Regions from separate parts of the Homo sapiens genome. Here region 2 is linked to region 1. The links are chromatin loops, found by intact Hi-C in ENCODE. Cell type or tissue: heart left ventricle. All regions are shown on one strand.

Region 1 (8,000 bases):
TTCATAAGTTCAGCAAGCTTTTCCTGATGTGGGATCCTAGCCCATGGCATCCCTGCTAGTCAGAAATGCTCTTCCTTTGGCCAACTTCTCATCCCTCAATTCTCAGCCAAAATCCCACTCTGCGATTGACAGTGTTTCTGATTTCTCCATCAGTAAGTATTCGATAGCACCTTGCATTTCACTACCAGAGCACATGTCGAAAATGTGAATCAGTTATTTCTCTTTATAGTTTTATTTTTTGTCCCCTCTCCCTCCGTTAAGACTCTATATTCCACAAGGACAGTGGCTCTCAAGATGGCATTGCTGGATCTCTGGCTCTGGCACAGTCTCCAGGCCATCACAGACACAAAGCACAGATGTATTAAGCAATTGTATTCATGCGTACATGAAAGAATGCTTGCAAAAATACACGTAAGGAAGTCAAAGAAACAATGACTGAAGGGACAACGATAGTTCATTTTCCAGACCACAGCTTAAGAGAGTCAAGTTAAAGATAGGAAGAACTGACCGGGCGCAGTCACACCTGTAATACCAGCACTTTGGGAGGCCAAGATGGGCGCATCACGAGGTCAGGAGATCAAGACAATCCTGGCTAACATGGTGAAACCCCGTCTCTACTAAAAATACAAAAAATTAGCCAGGTGTGGTGGTGGGTGCCTGTAGTCCCAGCTACTCGGGAGGCTGAGGCAGGAGAATGGCGTGAACCCAGGAGGTGGAGCTTGCAATGAGCCGAGATTGCACCACCGCACTCCAGCCTGGGTGACAGAGCGAGACTCCGTCTCAAAAAAAAAAAAAAAAAAAAAAAAGGATAAGAAGAATTACCTGAGAGCTATGGAACTGGGCAAATGGATGTCCTCAAAATTAGCCTGCAGCCTCTAGACATCTGAGAAACAGAGGGTCAACTTCTAACATCTAGCTTTAAGCTTTCCTTTCACATCCTGCTGGAACTATTGGGACAACCTTAAATTATATGCAATGCTCTGCATTCAAAATTGAAAAATAAATCTGAAAACTAAGACCATCAGAACCCCCTCCTTTTCAAGAAACTTCCCAAGTTTCACCAAATCTGTTCTAAAACTATCACCTCAAATAACCAGCTCTCCCATCCACTTGTCCTTCAGTTTTCCCATCTTAATCTGTGATTTGAAGAAAATTGTTTCCCTTTTGAGACAGGCTCTTGCTGTCTGTCACCCATGCTGGAGTGCAGTGGCATGATCTCAGCTCACTGCAACCTCTACCTCTCGGGATCAAGCGATCCACCCACCTCAGCCTTCTGAGTAGCTGAGACTACAGGCATGCATCACCATGCTCATCTACGTTTTGTATTTTTGTGGGGGGGCACAGGTAGAGATCGAGCTTCACTATGTTGGCCAGGGTGGTCTCAAACTCCTGGGCTCAAGTGATCTGCCCTCCTTGGCCTCCCAAAGTGCTGGGATTATAGGCATGAGCCACTGTGCCCAGCCTTGTTTCTTTATTATGATTCTATCTGGACAACGTAATACCTTTGTACGTAACAATTTTGTGTTGGAAAATGAGAATGCCGAAACAATGGCTCTGGCCCAAATCTGAATCCTCTCGGAAGCTCTGAGTGGCATGGACCCTGAGAACAAGCCTGGGGCCCAGAGCAATAGCCAGAGTGAGACACACAAAATCATCTAAAACCATGATGGCAGCTGGGTTTCCATCTGCTTCCCTGTGCTGACAAACATGTGGCCATGATCAATAACTTCAGAATCACAGGTTATAAACCATCATTCCCCCAGGTGACTGCAACAGCCAGCAAATGATCTTGCAGCCCCAGCCTCCCTCTACCCATCCATCCCCTCTGCACCACCAGTGATTGTTCAAAACTCAAATCAATCATAGCCCCATTTTAGTCTGTCAGTGGCTCTTGGTCACACCCAGGTTGGAGTCCACATTTGCTGGATTGGTGTACATGGTCTTTATGTGCATCTGATACCTGTCTCCTTGCTCAGCCTCACCTCATGCCCCTTCTTCCCTTTCCCCCCAGGTGTCCCTTTGCCAACACCTATAATTAGATGAGATAACAAGACATCCCTGGACTTGCACCCCAGTAAGCCTTCTTGTAGTTCTCCCAGCCTCTGAGGCTCTTGCATTCCTCAGTATGCATGCACACGACTTTCCTTTCCCAGAGCAGCCCCCTCCCTGCCCCTTTCTTCCTATGGATAATTCTGGCTCATGCTTCACTGTTCAGAGAGGTGCTATCTATACAGGAAAATCACGGGCTCCGAAGTTGAAATGCCTGGCTTGACTCCAGGCTCCACCCTTTACTGCCAGTGCCAGGCCTTTCTGGGTGCACCCAATGACAAGGTTTCTCAGTTTGCTTTCAGTAAGGCGTAGCCAACGACCTGAGCAGTAGTGCTAGACTATGAGAAGGGTGTGTGTTCTTTCTGGGACTGGCCCATAAAACCTCCTATTCATGACCCTTTGGTGCTGTCTGCCCATCTGTTGGCTAGAAGCAAAGGACCTTTAGACCCAAGACAATAGTGGAACCATAAGATGAAAAGAGCCTGGGTCTCTGAATGCTCTTACAGAAGATCATCCACCAAATATCCACCTTAAGCTATCATGTGAATGAATGAGAAATAAACTTCCATGTGTTAAGATGGTCAAATAGGAGCTAGCGTAACTTTAATACATTAACTTTCCAAGTTAGCCGATTCGTTCCTTGGTGATAATAGTGAGGTTAAGAGGATTAAATGAACTAATGCGTGTGAAATATTTGGCACAGAGCTAATAATACTAAGCCCCCAATATATGTTTGCTACATATTATTATTATCCCTCTTTTAAATAAGTGCTACTGCTCTTTGAGAGCAGAGCAAGGGCCAGCCTGGTGCTTTTTCAAAAGCAAACATCTTACCTTTTAACTTCTTGCACGTAGTCTGCATTTCTGTCAAAGAGGTGGGTCACAGAGTCTTTGATTGCTTCATGCTTGAAAGTAGAGGCTGTTCCAAAGACAGTCACGTTGGGGACAGTGGAACACAGCTGAGCCACAGCTTGACCCTGGAAGGAAAAGACAATAGCTATGTCACACATAGGAGCCACCAGATCATAGCCAGTCTTGCTGGGTGTAGAGCAGGATTTCTCCATCGGCACTATTGACTTTTTTTTTTTTTTTTTTTTTTTTAGAGATGGAGTCTCACTCTGTCACTCAGGCTGGAGTGCAATGTGCAGTGGTGCGATCTCGGCTCACTGCAACCTCTACCTCCTGTGTTCTAGCGATTCTCCTGCCTCAGCCTCCCAAGTAGCTGGGACTACAGGCACATGCTGCCATGCCCGGTTAATTTTTTGTATTTTTCGTAGAGATGGGGTTTCACCGTGTTGCCCAGGCTGGTCTCGAACTCCTGAGCTCAGGTAATCCACCCGCCTCAGCCTCCTAAAGTGCTAGGATTACAGGCGCAAGCCACTGTGCCCGGGGGGCCTTTTTAAGGTTGGATTAGTCTTTGTGGTAGGAGACTGTACTATGCATTGTCAGATGTTTAGCCCTCCAGGCCTCTACCTACTACATGCCAGTAGCATCCTCCCAGTTGTGACAACCACAAATGTATCCAGACATTGCAAAGTGTCGCCTTGGTGGAAGGACAAAATGTCCTGTGGTTAAGAATCACTGGCATAGAGGAAAGTCAATGGGAATCAGGCGAATCCAAGCACCAAGACTTAAAAACTGATATCTTACAATGCCACCTACTTCACAGCGCTCTTGCAGATGTCTTAGTTTGGGTACCCCAGAAGCCGAACCTAAGATAACGATTTGGATGTAGGTATTTTACCTGGACAATGATCTCCGGAAATAACAAGGTATTAAGACAGTAAAAGAAGGCAGCCAATAAAAGATGTGTTATCAAGGCCATATCTACCATGTGTAACTGGAGCTCAATCCCTCTGGGGAACCCTGTGAGCAAGTGTAGAATACGCCTCTGAGTTATCCCAACCATGAGCAAGGAAGCCGGAGTATTTATCCAGCACATTTGCATCTGATACTTGTTGAGGGCTGCTTCTGCAATAGTAATTCTTGTGCCTATCTGGCTTCTTCCAGTCAAGTGGGCTCCCACAGCAGACAGAAGTCCTAAGCAACCTTCGGCATGTTAAGTGCAGAAAAGATAGGATGTGGCTGACAGCATCTTCTACAGGGAAGTGTAAATAAGGTATTTTGCAACACAGGTCAAAGACCTGGCACAAAATGTGACACTTAGATAATAAATCCTAATTACCTTTCCCCCTTAGGGGCTTATTATATCCATTGCCGAGATGTCCAGGCATATAGAGAAGAGGTCAACACAAGTTTTAAATATTAAGTGGTCCAGGGGAAATCACAAATGCAGTTAGGAGCAGGTTTATTTTTCCATATCGTTTTTCAGTATGGTCAAACTTGAAGTCATTGGACAAAATGTTGTGGTCATGTATATTCAGGCATTTTCCAGTAAAACCCAGTTTTCTGGTAACTAAGGTGCATTCTAAAGCCAAGTGTTGTCTCTTTCTGGTGTTCCATCTGCCATTTTAAGGAGGGAAAATATTCTACCAGCGTCATCTGTGATGTTAATTTCTGCCTATCATCTTATTTTCATGTCTTCATGCTGGCGGACTAAATCAGGTTGGCAGGTCAATTTATGGAAATGTCATCTTATCACCCGTTGCAATTAAAGGCAACACTGAGAGAATCACAGAATGTCAGAGTTGGAAGATCATCCAATTACCCCCTCCCCTGACTGCTCTATAGATAAAGGAAAAGACATTCAGAAAGGTTAAGGTTACCCACTTTTTCAGAGGCAAATCTGGGATTCAAAGTAAGGTCTCCTGGTTTCCACTTATTACCACTTTCCATTGTTATGCTGTCTACTTATTTTGACATTTTAAGCAAAGCAGGCTTTAAACTTCCTACCTAAAATAGACATGTTGCTGGCACACTCCCTTGGAGGTCAACATTTCAGAATATGGGCATGAACCTGAGACTCTGGACAGGCTATAGTTTTCTGTCCTAAGAATAGCATTGATACTTGTTTAATTCTCCTGCCTTCTAGATTTTATAAAGCAAAGAGAGGACTATCTTTTCTAGGGAGGGTAAATATCAGCAACCAATGCAGCAATTCTCTAAAATTTGCTGGCCTCAGATATGTCATAGTTATAGCTCCTTATGGACAGCGCTTGAGATAACCTTCTTACTACTGGGATGGGAAATTACAATTAGTTCCAGTCTCCCTGTATTCCCTTCGCCCTCTGTCCTTAGGCAAATAGGATATTCATTTATTCATTCAACTATTTTTCAAATTTCTATTCTGTACTGGTTGCACTGTGCTATGAATGCCAGAGTGTCCAAAATGATTGGCATGTGTTAATCTCCGGTCCCAAGCTGCCCACTGAGTCCTGGACTTGGGTCTCTATCGTTTTGGCATTTGTCTCCACCTGGCTGTCCCAAAAGCGACACATCACACTCAACTGATCCAAAACCTAACTCGTGGCCATCTCTGAATGAGTTACTCCCTAAGTCAGTTTCCTAGTGCTGCTGTAACAAAGTTCTACTGACCCAGTGGCTTAAACATCAGAAATTCCTTTTCTCACAGTTCTGGAGGCTCAAAGTCTAAAATCAAGGTGTTGGCAGGGTTGGTTCCTTCTGAGGGATGTGAGCGAAAGATCTATTCCAGGCCTTTCTCCTCGGCTTGTAGATGTGCCTATTCTCCCTGCGTCTCTCCACGCCGTCTTCTCTCTATGACACTCTGTGTCCGAATTTCCCCTTCTCATAAGGACACCAGCCATATTGGATGAGGGCCCACTCCAGTGACCTCAATTTAACTCGATTGCCTTTGTAAAGACCCTATCTCCAAATAAAGTGACGTTGTGAGGTACTGGGGGTTAGGGCTTCAACATATGAATTTGGAGTGGTGGGGGTGGGATGCAATTTAACACTCCTCTTACTGTGTTTCCTGCTTCAGTGGATGGACTGCACCATTCCCCAGCGTTAAAGCCAGGAATCTGGGCAGCATCCTGGCCTCCTCTTCCTCCCTCAACCCCACGTCCCTATATTCAGAAACTGTGTTATCTCTTTGTCCTCGACAGCTCTTATAACTGTCTCTTCTTAGTCTGGATCATCACATTTCTCACCCTGGACTATGACAACACTCCTCCACCTGACCTGGCTGTTTCCAAAAGTCCTTCTGTGGTCAGAGTGACATTTCTCAAACACAACACTGAACATGTCACTATTTATTTTGGACTTCCCAATGTCCATCACAGCTTTCAGAATAAAATGCACACATCTAGTTTATCACACTAGACTGGCCCCTATTATCTGACCCAGTCTCCCCTCATTCACTTATTTCCTCCGCTTTTCCAATTTCTACTCCCTAACACACACCGAACTTCAGCCACCACAGTTAGCATTTGCCATGAGCATGGCATTGTGCAGCCCTCAACCCTGGCATTCTCAGAATGACCTTTCATCTTACTTTTGTTTGTTATTAGAGACAGGGTCTCACTCTGTCAGGTTGGAGTGTAGTGGTTCAATCATGGCTCACTGCAACCTTGAACTCCTGGGCTCAAGTGATCCTCCTGCGTCAGCCTCCCCAGTAGCTGGGACTACAGGTACATGCCACCACACCCAAATAGTTTTTTTTTTTTTTTGAGATGGAGTTTCGCTCTTGTTGCCCAGGCTGAAATGCAGCAGCACGATCTTAGCTCACCACAACCTCTGCCTCCTGTGTTCAAGCGATTCTCCTGCCTCAGCCTCCAGGGTAGCTGGGATTACAGGCATGTGCCACCATGCCTGGCTAATTTTGTATTTTTAGTAGAGACGGGGTTTCTCCATGTTGGTCAGGCTGGTCTCGAACTCCTGACCTCAGGTGACCCGCCCGCCTCGGCCTCCCAAAGTGCTGGGATTACAGGTGTGAGCCACCAAGCCCAGCCTTTTTAAAATTTTTTTTTGTAAAGATGGGGTCTCACTATGTTACCCAGGCTGGTCTAGAATTCCTGGCCTCAAGTAATCAATCTTGGCTTCCCAAACCACTAGGATTACAGGCATGAGCCACTGTGCCCAGCGTCACCTTATTTTACTGAGGAAGAAGCTGAGGTTTACAGAGGTTAGATGTCTGCTCCAACACCACTAGAGTAACAGCTTGATCTGCTTCACTCCTGGCTGCCACACATACCAGCTGAGCAACGTATTGGCACCTCTGTTCACTCGTCTAAAATATTTGGTTAGCAATACTCTACACAGTCTAGGTTTACTGTGAGATTACGTGATATAATGCATCAAAGTGCCTAGAACAATCAATGCTCAATACATACTTGCTATCACTACTCCTAAGTCCTCTCTTACTATTTTTCTTGGTCTTATTACATTTGCAGTAGCAGCATATCTGCTATCCTGCTATCAGATCCTGCGTGACTATGCTATTTTAGCATCAACGCCAGTTTCCCCACATGCTTTCCCCCTTCTCATTATGCCCTCCCTTCCTCTTTCTTCTTCCAATCAGGGCTATTCCCACTCAGTCATCTCCATCCCCAGGAATCCTTTCCAGCATCCCAGATAGAGTTGGTTGCCCCCTTTTGTGCCCCTTTGACTTGTGGTTCTTTTCTCCCGAAGCGTGACCACCACGGCCTCTGTGGCTTCTGCCTGCCCCATCTGTGAGCTCTGTGGGGGCAGGGACTGTGTCTCCACCGGCCCTCTGCTCCTGTGCCCAGTGCAGAACCTGGCACATAGTAAATGTCTGGTAAAACTTGGTGGACGGATGCATGAGAAACTGGAGGAGTTGAGTGTATGGGGGCAGCCCTTCCCAGTCGTTTTGCAGCCTTCATGTCCTTTAGTGTTGTAGAGTTGGAGTAAAGCGTGCATTTAATTAACCTATGCAGGTTCTGACTGAAGCAGAACTTCACTATTTCTATTTTAAAGAAAAACATGCACATGGTTAAAAAAAAAAAAAAGAGAGAGATAATATAGGTAATCCAAATCACTTATGTACTTATATTATTATATAACATATAATA
Region 2 (8,000 bases), 61 kb before region 1:
TTGAGATGGAGTCTTGCTCTGTCACCCAGGCTGGAGTGCATGGTGCAGTCTCAGCTCATGGCAACCTCTGCCTCCCAGGTTCAAGCGATTCTCCTGTCTCAGCCTCTTGAGTAGCTGGGATTACAGGCGCCTGCCACCACACCCTACTAACTTTTGTATTTTTAGTAAAGATGGGGTTTCACCATGTTGGCCAGGCTGGTTTCGAAACACCTGTCCTTAGGCGATCTGCCTGCCTCAGCCTCCCAAAGTGCTGGGATTACAGGTGTGCACCACCGTGCCTGGCCCAACTCCTATTTTATTACTCCTATTTTTTTTTTTTTTTTTTTTACTTTGAGACGGAGTCTCACTCTGTTGCCCAGACTGGAGTGCAGTGGTGCGATCTCGGCTCACTGCAAGCTCCGCCTCCCGGGTTCACGCCACTCTCCTGCCTCAGCCTCCTGAGTAGCTGGGACTACAGGCGCCCGCCACCATGCCTGGCTAATTTTTAGTAGAGACGGGGTTTCACAGTGTTAGCCAGGATGGTCTCGATCTCCTGACCTCGTGACCCACCCGCCTCGGCCTCCCAAAGTGCTAGGATTACAGGTATGAGCCACCGCACCCGGCCCCGACTCCTATTTTTTAATGACAGATTATCAGCAGTAAAGGATCAAATGCATACATGCCATTGATCACTCAAGGACCCAATAAAGCATCTAGGCAGCTTCATGGTCAAGGACTTTCAAAGCCAGAAGCAGGGGGAGGTGGGGGGAATTAAAGGAAGATGCTGCTTCTGGCTTTTTATGTTGTTTGGTAGATTTCTCAAAAGGCACTTTTCTGTAACCCAGCAACAACTCTGCAGGATCACCATCTATTTTATTCTTTCAATTTCCTGTAGTCTCTCTAGATTTTACGTCATCTGCAGAACGAGGGAAAAGCAAAATTGATTTTAGGAAGGGAAACTGTAAAAACAGTTCTGGGCTAGCTAGTCTCATCTCCTGCTGAGTTCATTTTATTAAAGGAAGCAGTGAAAACGCTAGAACGTGGAAAGCTGAAATAATCTTTTGTTCTTATATTGACTCTGGGCAGAGAAAAGCAATATTGATTGAAGCGCCATTGCATATATGGACCTCTTTAATACCCCGAAACAACCCTTTCCACTAAGGGGTATTATTAGCTTGATTTTGTAAATGGTAGGCTGAAACTCAAGCCACTTGATCGAGGTGAAATTAGTGACTATTTGGTAAAGCTGGGATCAAATTCACATTTGTCAGATTCAGATAACCAGAAGGGGTAGATGGTTTGGCCAATTCTGCAACCAGGGCCAGGACTAGGCAAGAGAAAGACCAGGGGGTGTAAAATTTAAGGAGGCCCTCACTCTCCAGGCTGCACGTGAACCTGAGAGTGAGTGCCTCCTTAAATTGTGTACACTAGGTACCTTGCTTGCCTGACCCTAGTGTGCCCTGGCAGTAACCATTGCTTGGTGGTAGGGAAGGCAAAAGCTACTAATTTTGAGGACTACCTATAAGCTGAACATTCCATGAGGAGCTTTACATAACGGACCACCCATGTTCTCAAAAGCCTTGTGGGTGAGTATTCTTACCTTTAATGCATACACTATTAGACAGAGATAGTTTTACATATCTTAATTCTTATGGAAAGGGCCATGTATTTGGAAAGAAATCCTTTAGTAAAATGAAAAGGTACAGAGACTGAGCTGGCTATCTCTCTACCCAGGGCTTAGGTAATTTATTTGCTGATATTCTTGAGACATTACCCTGCTAGACAGAGGGGGAAAAATTGAAGGTCTTGGAGTCTGGGTTGAGGGGATATGAAAATAAGGGTAAATGGGCCAGGCGTGGTGGCTCACGCCTGTAATCCCAGCACTTTGGGAGGCCAAGGCAGGCAGATCACTTGCCAGGAGTTCAAGACCAGCCTGGCCAACATGGTGAAACCCCGTCTCTACTAAAAATACAAAAAATTAGGTGGGTGTGGTGGCATACGTATGTAATCCCAACTACTTGGGAGGCTGAGGCAGGAGAATCGCTTGAATCTGGAAGGCGGAGGTTGCAGTGAGCCGAGATTGTGTCACTGCACTCCAGCCTGGATGACAGAGCAAGACTCTGTCTCAGGAAAAAAAAACAGTGGGGAGGAAGGAAAATAAGAAGTGGGTGGAAGCTTGGAGAAGGCTGGGAGTTTGTGCATTTTGATGTGCTCATTCCCGGCTCTCATACACTAAAGCTTAAAATGCCTGATATGTGTGCCAGGGAGGGGCATCTTATGGGACCCAGTGAAGAGGCTGAGCTTGATGCTGGGGTGGTCCTGCATGAAAAAGAGATCCTGCCTGCAGTCATGAGGAAAACCTCCAGATCATAAGCCCTAGAAAATAGCAAATATTGAAGGAAGAGTTTCAGACTTTCAAAGACCACAACATTGACTCGGGGGTGTCTGAGTCAATATAGCTTCTCCGGGAGAAAGGGGGATGCCAGCTGACATCTGTATTATGTACACATGGAGACAAGGAGGTTCAGAGATGTTGAATCAGTTGCTCAGTGTCTCACAGCTGGTAAGAACCAGTGGGGATGCAACTTCTTGTGTGTCTAGTTTCAGAGCTGCATAAATAGATTTCCTCATCTTTACTGGGGGAAGGGAGGGGGGGAAGGCAGACCCCAGACCATGAGGGAGAAATCCAAGCTTGTGGAGAGACAGTCAGCTTGACAAATGGGTCCTGTACACACCAGTGTGTCGGCTGCTAAGCTCATATGAGCTATCCTGGGATGGTTTTCACAGCAGCTTTTGTTTTGTTTTGTTTTGTTTTCCTCTCTCCCCAGTGTAGTGAAGGCACTTTGTTTTCAAAAACTGTGTGAAGCCACCCTGGGTACCAACTTTGAGAAAGAAGCAGGCTTGGGAGAAGCCTTTGTCCATCTCCCTCACTTTACAGATTGGGAAACTGAGGCCCGGAGGAGAAAGCTGTGTGACTAGGCAGGAGGCTGGCTTCTGAAAAATACCAAAGAAATTCTACAGAAGTCCAACAGAGAGTAGAAAAAACCTGATAGGTGAGGATGCTGGCTTAATTTTGTTAACATCAATCTTTCCAGGGACCAAGATTTTAAGACCTGATTCTGGGCCCCTGAGTTTATTCCATTCATTCATTCATCCATGACAGAGTCTTGCTCTGTCTCCCAGGCTAGGATGCAATGGCATGATCTTGGCTCACTGCAACCTCTGCCTCCAGGGTTCAAGCTATTCTCCTGCCTCAGCCTCCTGAGTAGCTGGGACTACAGGTGCGCGGCACCATGCCCAGCTAATTTTTTGTATTTTTGGTAGATACGGGGTTTCACCATGTTAACCAGGATGGTCTCGATTTCCTGACCTCATGATCCACCCACCTTGGCCTCTCAATATGCTGCAATTACAGGCGTGAGCCACTGCGCCCAGCCAAAGTTATTCCTTTTAACGGATGTTCAGAATTGTCCTCCAGAAGCCGAGGTTCGGGGGGTCACACAGGTTGCAGGGTCTCCTGCTGAAGGAGGAATTGAGAGCTGGGAGAACTCTCCAAAGCCCACCACTGTGGCAAGGAACTGCTGACTTTTAACAGGCTGCAAGGTACAGTGGTGGCTCTGAAGATTTAGTGCTTGTAGACGTCAACGAAGATTGAACAAACAGGTCTGGGTTGAGGTCCCGGAATCTGCATTATAAAGCTCCCCAGGAATTCCAACTCAGGTGGTTCACAGTGCACACTTTGAGGGCCACTGGCACAGTGAGAGTGGCATGGGTTGGAAAGTCAGGCAAACTTAGGTTTAAATCCTGGCTCCATGGGGAGGGGGTTTCAGCCCTCTGTTCCTCACCGTTTTTATCCATCAAATGGGAAGCGTTTGGGAGTGTGCAAGCTTAAAGGGAATTTCTAAAAAGTGCCTAAAACACTGCCAGGCACATAGAGTGGCATTCACTTTAATACCGTCCTCTCCCTTTGCCCTATTTTCGAGGCTGTTTCCCTACTTCTCCACTGCATAAGTCCTGTCCTTGCTGGCACATGTCACAGCACCTCTCTCTTCATCACATGCCCAGCTGTGACAAGCCGCTGACAGCTGCCTGTCTTTTCATTGTTAAGAATTAATCTCCTTGCATTCTGAGGCCAAGGCAGGAAAAGAATTTTCCTTTGCAGCCATTAATAAGCAGCACATTTCTAACAGTGGCTTAGGCTCCCTTTGTCTGTTCATTTGAAACGTGTGTGACTCTGCTGCCTTGATGGAACTGGCCTTGGTAATTACTATAATTCTGTGGCTCTGAGAAACTCAGCTTGAACAGAGTACCTTTTAATTCCAAGACCTAATAAGAACCACATGGATGTTGTACATGCATTTGTACACGCAGACATAGACACAGATACACAGAGACACATACAGACACTGCCCCTCCACCCCCGCCCGCCATCCCAAACTCACACAGCGAGAGATTCTTCATTTATGAAATAAAATATTCCACATGCTTAAATTTTCCAGAAAGTAACTTGTCTCAGTAGGTGCTAACCTGAAAAAAAGGTTTTTCTAAAGTATATGTGGCTAGAATGCAGTGGCTCATGCCTGTAATTCCAACAATTTGGGAGGCTGAGGCAAGAGAATTGCTTGAGCCCAGGGCTTCAAGACCAGCCTGGGCAACATAGTGAGACCCTGTCACCATAAAAAAAAATTATAAAAATTACCCAGGTGTAGTGGTATGCACCTGTAGTCCCAGCTACTCGGGAGGCTGAGGTGGGAGGATTGCTTGAGCCTGGGAGGTAGAGGTTGCAGTGAGCTGTCATTGTGCCACTGCACTCCAGCCCGGCCAACAGAGTGAGATCCTGTCTCAAAAAGAAAAAAAAGTGTACAAGTTTCCTTGATTGTTACTTATTCAAGTAGGATTTGAGGTGACTTAGTACAAGTGCCTAAAAGTCACAAATAAAGTGACCAAATTAGGACAAAGGGAAAATATTAGTAGAGACATAAAATTAAGTCACAGGTAAGAGGAACAGATAAAATAGATACGAAAGGTCCTGCATAGGTTTACAGGAGAGTGCATATCTGACTTCCACAGCCGATGCAAAAATAGGAATGTAACTAATTAAAGGATCTGTGGTCCCCAGAAGATCAGAACAAACACATTTCTCAAGAGAAATAGTTTTCTCTCCCACTGGATGTATTTCTTCCATGGGTTCTCCTAAAGGAGAGTCACTTCCATGGATAAAGTTATCAAGCACCCGTATGAGATACACAATAGAGCTGCTTCTTAATGCAACACGTCTCAGTGCAAACATAGGGGAATGTCAACATATTGTTCAGTAAAAGCAATTCCATGAGGAGTCAGAGGAATAGTCCCGATTTACAGTGTTCTTGGGCTATGGCTTATTCCAGCTGGAAAGAAAGACTGGCTTGCTTCCTTGCCCAGCCCCATGATGCTATTCCTGTCAGTAATGGCCCTTCTTACCATTAAGATAAGATTTGGCATCAGAGTCCTTGTGCAAACAGATTTCCAGGTAGCCCTTCGAGGCAATGAAACTGGCAAATGAGATAAAGCTGATTTGCCACTGCTGATCTAATGAAATGGATATTTGTGTTAACTTCTGATGAATTATCTACATGTATGTATGTATGTGTGTGTGTGTATATATGCACATACACACTACACACACACACACACACACAGTCATATGACACCTAATGATGAGGATACATTCTGAGAAATGCATGGTTAGGGGGTTTTGTTATTGTGTGAACATCATAGAGTGAACTTACACAAACCTTGACGGTATAGCCTACCATACACCTAGGCCGTATGGTACAGTTTATTGCTCCTAGACTACAAATCTGTACAGCATGTTACTGGACTGAATACTGTAAGCAATTGTAACCCAATGGTAAGCATGTATCTAAACACATCAACATACAAAAGGTACAGTAAAAATATGGTATTAGAATTTTATGGGATCACTGTCTTAAGCAAACGTCTGTGGACTGAAATGTCATTATACAGAGCATGACTATATCCACACACATTTATATATTATATACATTCATATACATATATTGACATATGAACACATACATATTTCGATATTCAGTCTTCTAAGTATAATTCAGGGGGTGTTTTCAAATGCTGATGAGGTGTGTGGAGTTGTTTTGTTCCTACTAAAAATGGCAGCTATGTGTCGCTGAGTCCTTGAGAGGGCATTTTGGAGGTCTCATCTGCTTCCTTCTCCTGCATTGCTGGGATACAGGCTATCACTTCTGGCAGTTTTAAATGGACCTGCCTCTATCAGTTTCCTCCACCTTTTGAACATTCGTAACTCACACCAGATCAGATTAGACACAGCCAAGATTTGCAATGGCCAGACTTGAATGAAAAGCAAAAGTTTCCAGGGACTGACTAGGTCCTGTTTGAATGGGTGAATGCTTGGCAGCTCTGTGCAATCCTTACAGCAATCACTTTGCTTTTCCTTCTGGAATTTTGTTTGTATCCGGATACGGTTTGATTTTATTTATTTATTTTTTTTTGGACAGAGTCTTTGTAGCCCAGGCTGGAGTGCAGGGGCACCATCTTGACTCACTGCAATCTCTGCCTCTCAGGTTCAAGCAATTCTCGTATGTCAGACTCTCAAGAGGCTGGGATTACAGGCACCCACCACCATACTCGGCTATTTATTTATTTAGTAGAGATGGGGTTTCACATGTTAGCCAGGCTGGCCTCAAACTCCTGACCGCAAGTGATCTGCCTCCCTTGGCCTCCCAAAGTGCTGGGATTGCAGGTGTGAGCTACCACGCCCGGCCAAGGTTTGTTTTTTAGATAAATGAGATATACTGAACCTTTATTAATAGTAATAGGTATCTCTTGCTCTGTGAATTCTGAATTTCTGAATTCTTGCTCTGCAAACTCAGGAGCTAAGGGCATTTAGAAAGCGAGGGATATTTTGTAATTTCTTTGTCCTTCTCTATCACAGTCATCTCTCCTCTATTTCACACATTGACTCACTCATCTGCATGAGAGCCACCAATTGAAAAAATGGGATCTGAGAAGGCAGTTCAGACTCGCTCAGTAACGCTTGCAAATTCCCACATCATTCATCCTACCCCAGCTCTCTTAAGCAGGGAAGCGGGTGGTGTTTTTCAGTTCCATGTATCTCTACCTCTAATTAATTTTAAATAGGCTGCCTGGCAACACTGTTGCTGAACACTTCACATTCCAGCTCCAGCTTCTATTTCTGTTAATTGGAGAATGTTTTGTTTCAACTAATCAGTCCAGCATCCTTTCCAATCAAAACAGCATCCTGGTCTAGGCACAACACCTGTCAATGAAAGGCACCGGTCTGGTTTGCAAATCAGGAAGCACAAGGGGCTCTCTGTTTTCCCCTGGACACCTAGGTTGCAGAGAAAGCTGCTGAAACACACACACACATGCACATGCACACATGCGTGCACACACATGCATGCACACACATGCACACACACACACCCTCAAAACTCCAGAAGGACTTTCAGCCTTTCATTAGTGCCTAGTTGGATTCAATGCACTTCCTCTCCCCTATTGGCACAGCCTCTACTGCAGAATGCCTCAGCACTGTTTACATAGCCACGACTCTCTTGAATAAACAAGAAGCTAGATAGGAAGGAATGATGGATGGTGCCTGCTTCCTGAGCAACTTAATTTTAACTAATAGCCATGGTAAGCTCAGGAGAGAGAGAACTTATTCTACTGAACAAACATTTACTGGGAGCCTATCTTAGGCTGGGTGTTCTGCTATGCGTTCTGAACCTTGAGATCAATAAGGGAAGGCTCCTTCCTCCAGGGAGCTCAGAGTTGGAAGGAGGAGAAAAATGGGCAAAGTAAGATTTAGGAATGATCAGCTTGGGAGGGCTGATGCATTCATTGCCTTTCCATATTAAACTTACAGTTTCCGGGATGAAGCTGGATATTGAGAACCAATTGGAAGATGGTATTTTTCCATCCTCCTTACAGCATGGATCAGCCAAATGGGTCGCACCCTCCCAGCA

Evidence for each region. A loop is a pair of places that touch in the nucleus more often than their neighbours do. Peaks named below come from ENCODE experiments on the same cell type or tissue, not always from the same donor. Only the 100,000 strongest peaks of a DNase experiment are listed, where the experiment ranks them.
Region 2: a loop joins it to region 1, with 3 times the contacts of the local background. A loop is called at or near these places in 5 of 110 quality-filtered maps.

Annotation. Positions count from the first base shown.
Region 1 is chr16:77,857,774-77,865,773 of GRCh38, reverse strand. It overlaps VAT1L (vesicle amine transport 1 like), which reads right to left. Exons shown (of 9, transcript NM_020927.3): 4 at 2,884-3,026. Among named protein-coding and RNA genes, the nearest start is that of VAT1L, 73 kb to the right of the region's middle. In heart left ventricle, no CTCF peak of the experiment used is centred here; no DNase peak of the experiment used is centred here; H3K4me3 peaks cover 442 bases; H3K27ac peaks cover 5,939 bases.
Region 2 is chr16:77,918,585-77,926,584 of GRCh38, reverse strand. The region is part of intron 7 of VAT1L (vesicle amine transport 1 like); the gene reads right to left. Among named protein-coding and RNA genes, the nearest start is that of CLEC3A, 100 kb to the left of the region's middle. RefSeq lists an enhancer at 7,020-7,519. In heart left ventricle, no CTCF peak of the experiment used is centred here; no DNase peak of the experiment used is centred here.